Regions from separate parts of the Homo sapiens genome. Here region 1 is linked to region 2. Evidence: chromatin loops called from intact Hi-C (ENCODE). Cell type or tissue: CD14-positive monocyte. All regions are shown on one strand. Links, peaks and the distances in the headings refer to the core of each region. The heading gives the core; the rest is flanking DNA. Region 1 has its middle 8.8 kb from the start of RYBP. Region 2 has its middle 77 kb from the start of RYBP.

Evidence for each region. A loop is a pair of places that touch in the nucleus more often than their neighbours do. Peaks named below come from ENCODE experiments on the same cell type or tissue, not always from the same donor. Only the 100,000 strongest peaks of a DNase experiment are listed, where the experiment ranks them.
Region 1: a loop joins it to region 2, with 2.4 times the contacts of the local background. A loop is called at or near these places in 6 of 110 quality-filtered maps.

Annotation. Positions count from the first base shown.
Region 1 is chr3:72,453,958-72,456,876 of GRCh38, reverse strand. No RefSeq gene overlaps it. Among named protein-coding and RNA genes, the nearest start is that of RYBP, 8.8 kb to the right of the region's middle. In CD14-positive monocyte, for the core only: no CTCF peak of the experiment used is centred there; a DNase peak (open chromatin) is centred at 1,436; H3K27ac peaks cover 550 bases.
Region 2 is chr3:72,521,907-72,524,825 of GRCh38, reverse strand. No RefSeq gene overlaps it. Among named protein-coding and RNA genes, the nearest start is that of RYBP, 77 kb to the right of the region's middle. In CD14-positive monocyte, for the core only: no CTCF peak of the experiment used is centred there; a DNase peak (open chromatin) is centred at 1,295; H3K4me3 peaks cover 1,567 bases; H3K27ac peaks cover 2,500 bases.

The sequences.
Region 1 (2,919 bases), core at 263-2,762, 68 kb after region 2:
AATAAACATTGCAGAACTGGCTAGGCGCAGTGACTTACGCCTGTAGTCCCAGCTCTTTGGGAGACTGACGCAGGTGAATTGCTTGAACCCAGGAGCTCGAGACCAGCCTGGGCAACAGGGTGAAATCCCGTCTTTACAAGAAATACAAAAAGTAGCTGGGCATGGTGGTATATGCCTGTAGTCCCAGCTACTTGGGAGGCTGAGGTGGGAGGATCACTTGTGCCCAGGAAGTCAAGGCTGCAGTGAGATGACATTATACCCCTGCACTCCAGCCCTGGGAACAGAGTGAGACCCTCTCTCAAAAAACAAACAACAATAATCACAATAACAACAAAAAACACGGCCGGGCACAGTGGCTCATGCCTGTAATCCCAGCACTTTGGGAGGCTGAAGAGGGCGGATCACCTGAGGTCAGGAGTTGGAGACTAGCCTGACAAACATGGAGAAAACCCGTCTCTACGAAAATACAAAATTAGCCAGGCGTGGTGGTGCACACCTGTAATCCTAGCTACTCGGGAGGCTGAGGCAGGAGAATTGCTTGAACCTGGGAGGCAGAGGTTGCAGTGAGCCGAGATCACGCCATTGCACTCTAGCCTGGGCAACAAAGAGCAAAACTCCATCTCAAAAAAAAAAAAATTATGGAAAAACTGAAGGAAATCATACCATCATAGGGAACCACTCACCTGAATATTCACAAGGCTCAAACTGGAATGTACTAAAGTTCATCATCCATTTCCTGGGCTCTGGCATGTGTGGCTGGACTGCTATGGCAAAAACTCACAGGGAGACAGGCCCACAAACTAGGATTGAACAAAGGAAAGTCCCTGTCCCAACAAATATTACATTCTACTGGATGAACCAGGCCAAAACATACATACACACACACACACACACACACACACACACACACACCATCATACAGTGCTAGGTCATGCTAAGGGTGTAAAGAAAGATAAAGCAGGGTGAGGGTGGCAGTGACTGGGGATTATGCTATGTAAGATGTCCTAGTCAGGGAAGTCCTCCCTGAAGAAGGGGCATTTAGCATCCACCTGGACTATGAGAGCAATGTAGCTGTGGGAATATCCAGAGGAGAACAGGCAGAAAGGCCCTGAGGAGGGGCCGGACATGGCAGGAAACAGCAAGGGGCCCAAGTTCCTAGAGCTGAGCTGGGGGTGAAGAAGCCAGGGGTGGATGAAGTTAGCAGGTCTTGAAGGCCAGAGTCAAGATTCTGGATTTTCATCTAAATGTCATGAAAGTCATTTGAGGATTTTGTGCAGGTGAGTCACCAGCATCTTAAAAGGATCTCTTGACGTGGTTTTGAGAGAAGACTTTAAAGAATCATGGTAATCACAAGGCCGATGGCCAAATATTTCTTGCTCTCTACCTCCTGGGCACATGCTGGCTTCCTGTTTATGCTTCCTGTTGTGCAGCGTGGCCATGAGACTCTGACCAATGAGTTGTGAGCACAGGTCACTGTGTCACTTCCAGGCCAGGCAGCTGGTTGCCAGAATGCGTGCCTCTAGAGCTCCTTTACAGCCACCAATGATGTTCAAGCTGGATGCAGCTCAGAAAGCCTGGGTCTTTGTTTGTGCTGCTATCACAAAACACCCAAGACTGCTGGGTAATTTATAAAGAACAGAAATTTATTGTCTCACAGTTCTGGAGGCAGGGAAGTCCAAGATCAAGGTGCTAGCATTTATTGAGGGCTGCTCTCTGCTTCCAAGGTGGCACCTTGAACACTGTATCCTCCAGAGGGGAGGAACGCTGTGTCCTCACATGGCAGAATGCAGTAGGGCAAAGAGGATGAACTCCCTCTGCCATGCCCTTTTATAGCAGCATTAATCCATTCATGAGAATAGAGCCCTCATGACCTAAACACCTCTGCAAAGGCACTACTTCCCAACACTGTTGCATTGGGAATTAAATTTCCAACGCATGAATTGTGGGGGACACATTCAGGCCACCACAGCCTAGGTCCAAAGAGTGAGGAGAGACAGGGTGGAGGTGTTGACCTGCAGACAAGTGGCTTTAGCAAGAAATCCCTTTAATCACTTTGTTGGGATAAATCACGAAGATTTGGGAGGGTTACCATAGCATAACCAAGCATATCCTGACAGTACAGAGTGCAAGAAGAGAAGACTAGAAGTCCTCCTCTTTTCAGTTAGGAGGCTGAGAAGTAATTCTTTGTTGGACTGGAGCGACAGCAATAGAGATAATGGGAAGTGGTCAGATTCAGGATATATACTGAAGGTCAAGTGCAAAGGCTGGACTGATGTAGGGTATAAGAAAAAGAGAGAAGTCAAGGATAACTCCAAGGATTATGGCTTGAGTAACTGGATAAATTACTGAAAAGAAGAATACTCTGGAAAGGACAGGATTATTCACAGTGCCAGGCAGACAGCAAAGCTACACGATGCTAGGTCTTATGGTTATTACTTTAAGAGGGGAAGGAATATGGAGTGTAGATGCTTAGGGAACTTTTCAATCCAGAGTTATTGAGATGTAACTTATATACAGTAAAATTTACTTACCTTTTTTCAGAGACAGGTTCTTGTTCTGTCTCTCAGGTTGGAGAGCAGTGGCATGACCATAGCTCACTGCAGCCTCAAATTTCTAGGTTCAAGCAATCTTCCTGCCTCAGCCTCCTGAGTAGCAAAATTTACTCGTTTTGATGTACAGGTCTGAGTTTTGACAAATGCATTCTATCTTCTAAGTACCTCCATAGTCAAGATGTAGATAACTTCCACCCTCCCCCTGCATTCTTTTTTGCTGCCACTCCTTTGTAGTCAAATGCTCCCTCCACCCCTAATCCTTGGCAACCACTGATCTGTTCTGTATCCCTCTAATTTTGCCTTTTCCAGAAAGTTACGTAAATGGAACCACACAGTATGTGACCTTTTGAGACTGTGTTCTTTCACT
Region 2 (2,919 bases), core at 326-2,825:
AGAAATATAAAAATTAGCCAGGCGTGGTGGCACACACCTGTAGTCCCAGCTACTTGGTTGGCTGAGTCAGGAGAATTGCTTGAACCTGAGAGGTGGAGGTTGCAGTGAGCCAGGCTGGGATCACGCCACTGCACTCCAGCCTGGACGACAGAGCAAGACTCCACCTCAAAAAAAAAAAAAAAAAAAAAAAGAATATAGAAATTATGATACCATGCCAGTTAAGATACACACACATACACACACACATACTATACACACATAGGGTTTTTTGTTTATGATATACACCTTATATATATGTGTATTTGATTTATGATATACAACTACACATCTTTGAAAAAAGCTGGTTTATTATACATAATTTAGGTAAAATATAGAGCTCTTAGCCAAAATTTCATGTCCAGGTTTTAGGTATACGGATTTAGGGATTGTTCCTATCGAATGTTAAATTTTTAGCAATAATAGTAACTGTGACCTACTTACCACCTATTATATACCAGGAACTGGGCTAGTTCCTTCCCATCCTTTTTTATACTTACTCTTCACAACTCTATTTCTATTTTCCTGTTTTATTGATGAAGAGGTAGAGGTTCAGAGAGATTCAGCAATTCACCCAAGGCCACATAGGTGTTCAGTGGCAGGGCCAGGTTTTGAGCTCAATCTAGAGACTGTAAGTTCACAAGGTTGGGAACACATCTATTGTGTTTACCAGCATGTTACCTGATGCCCAGAATGAACCCAACGATTGTAAGAGCTCAATAAACACTGGAATGGAGAATGAATGAACCAGTGCTTGAATGCTTGCATGCATGAATGAATGAGTGCTTACATGAATGCATGAACGAATGGCTCTAACTCCTGTGTTCCCAGCCACTGTGCTGAACCTCCTCCTCACTTACTTTGCTCCACATGCTGCCAGCATCAAGCCGCCTGTATCTGAATGACATGGGGTGATGGGATGGAGCAGTCTTTGCATCTAAAGTAGAATAAATCAGACCTCGGTGTATTTTCACTGTCTTTTATGGATCTGTGATGAGACTTGGCCGGGAGGGTGGTGGGGGGTTTGCCGGATGCTGAGTGTTTGCATATCTGTCTAATGTGGTCAGGGTGGAGAGTGTGGATAAATAGGGCAGGTCCACACTGGGTGTGTCTGCCAGCAAGTTCTCAGACATGCCTCCACTGCCCCTCTGCTTGAGAGGGAAGCAATGGCTCTGGCACCACGCTATCTGCTAACTCTCAGGGAGGGAAAGAGGAAGTGACATGGGACAGCTTCTACTGCCAGAAAGGAAAGCAGAAATTCAGTAAGAAACAGAAGTTCCCTTGCAGTGCCTCGTTTTAGTTCCTCAAACTTACACCAAAAGTTAACAGGGTGACCTACAAATCTCACGGAACTGGAAATCAGGCCCTGTTTTGTCAGGGGCTTGGATAAGTCATTTTTCTGCTTTGGGCTTCAATTTCGTTATCTGCAAAATAAACAAATGAGGCTAAACCCTGCCTTGGGACATTTAGAACTGTGGATGTGTCGGGAGGCATCTTCTTGGTGATCATAATGATTGATGAGTGATGCTTATGTGTGTTGGGGGCTGGGTGGGAAGCAGGATAATAAATGTGTTCATGTACTTAGGACCACACAATTGGAAATCGTCCCTCTTGGAATTTGAAATGATGATTAAGAACCTCTTCATTGCTAAAATACCGTGATTCTATCCTAACCATGCTGATTTGAATCACCCAAGTCACATAATGAAAAGAAACCAGACTCTACCTAAAAGAAATCAAGGGTAAGGGACATAATAGATTTTAAAATACCTCTCAGTGTGCCTTATTTCTGTGCATGTCAATACAGTTTCTTTCCCTCCCTCCCTTCTCCCGGGATTGCTCCAGGAAACGGGAGGACATCAGCGCATAGAGAGGAAACATCACAGGCAGTTGCTGTCAGACAAAAGGGGTAAGCAGAAAGCCCTTTTGGCACAGGGGAGGCACATCCCCTCCTTTACAAGGCCCAGATGGGAGTGGCTGCTAGGCCAGGGTAGCAGAAATGGCTGAGAGAGACGTCCAGGTCAACAGGCCCTTAGGACCCCAAGGGTTTCCAAGCTGGAGGAGGGTAGTGGCTGAAAGGCTAAGAGGACTGGTGAACCAGAGGTCTGGAGTTGAGCTCAGGAGCTCATCGCAGGAGGTTAAAGCAAAGGAGATGTGAGCAGGGGAACCAGACACTCCTCAGCAGGTGCCGTCAGAGGACAAGCCGACTACTTGGAAAGACCTCTCCAGGAAGGCCAGTGGATTTCCACAGATGAGCGGTTCCTTCTCCAGCACCCAAAGCTGTTTAAGCTCTTGCCTGTATCCAGAAGCTGTCTTTGTGGTGGGGACTGCTTTACTGAGATGCAACACACAGCGAAGTACACAAATGCTAAAAATACAGCTCAATGCGTGCGCACCTATGTGTACACCTACGTACCTACCACCCAAATCAGGATATAGGCCAGGCCAGCACCCTAGAAGGCTCTTTTGTGCCTTCTTCCAGTCAATACCCTCTGCCAAAGATAACCATTTTGTAACTCGATCATGATAGGTGAGTTTTTGAACTTTATAGAAGAGGAATCCTACAGTGTGTAGTCTTTGTTGTCTGATTTTGTTCACTCAACATTATACCTCTGAGATTCATCCATGCCATTGTGGGTAGCAGTTCCATTTCCCTGTGATGCTGGGGAGTATTCCGTTGTGTGATTATGCCACAGTTTATTTATCTGCTCTACTATTGATGGATATTTGGGTTGTTCACAGATGCCATCTTGAGAAATAATATGAAGGATGAAAACATCTCTTTTTTTTTTTTCTGTTGCCCAGGCTGGAGTATAGTGGTGCGATCTGGGCTCACTGCAACCTCCGCCTCTGGGGTTCAAGTGATTCTTGTGGCTCCCTAGT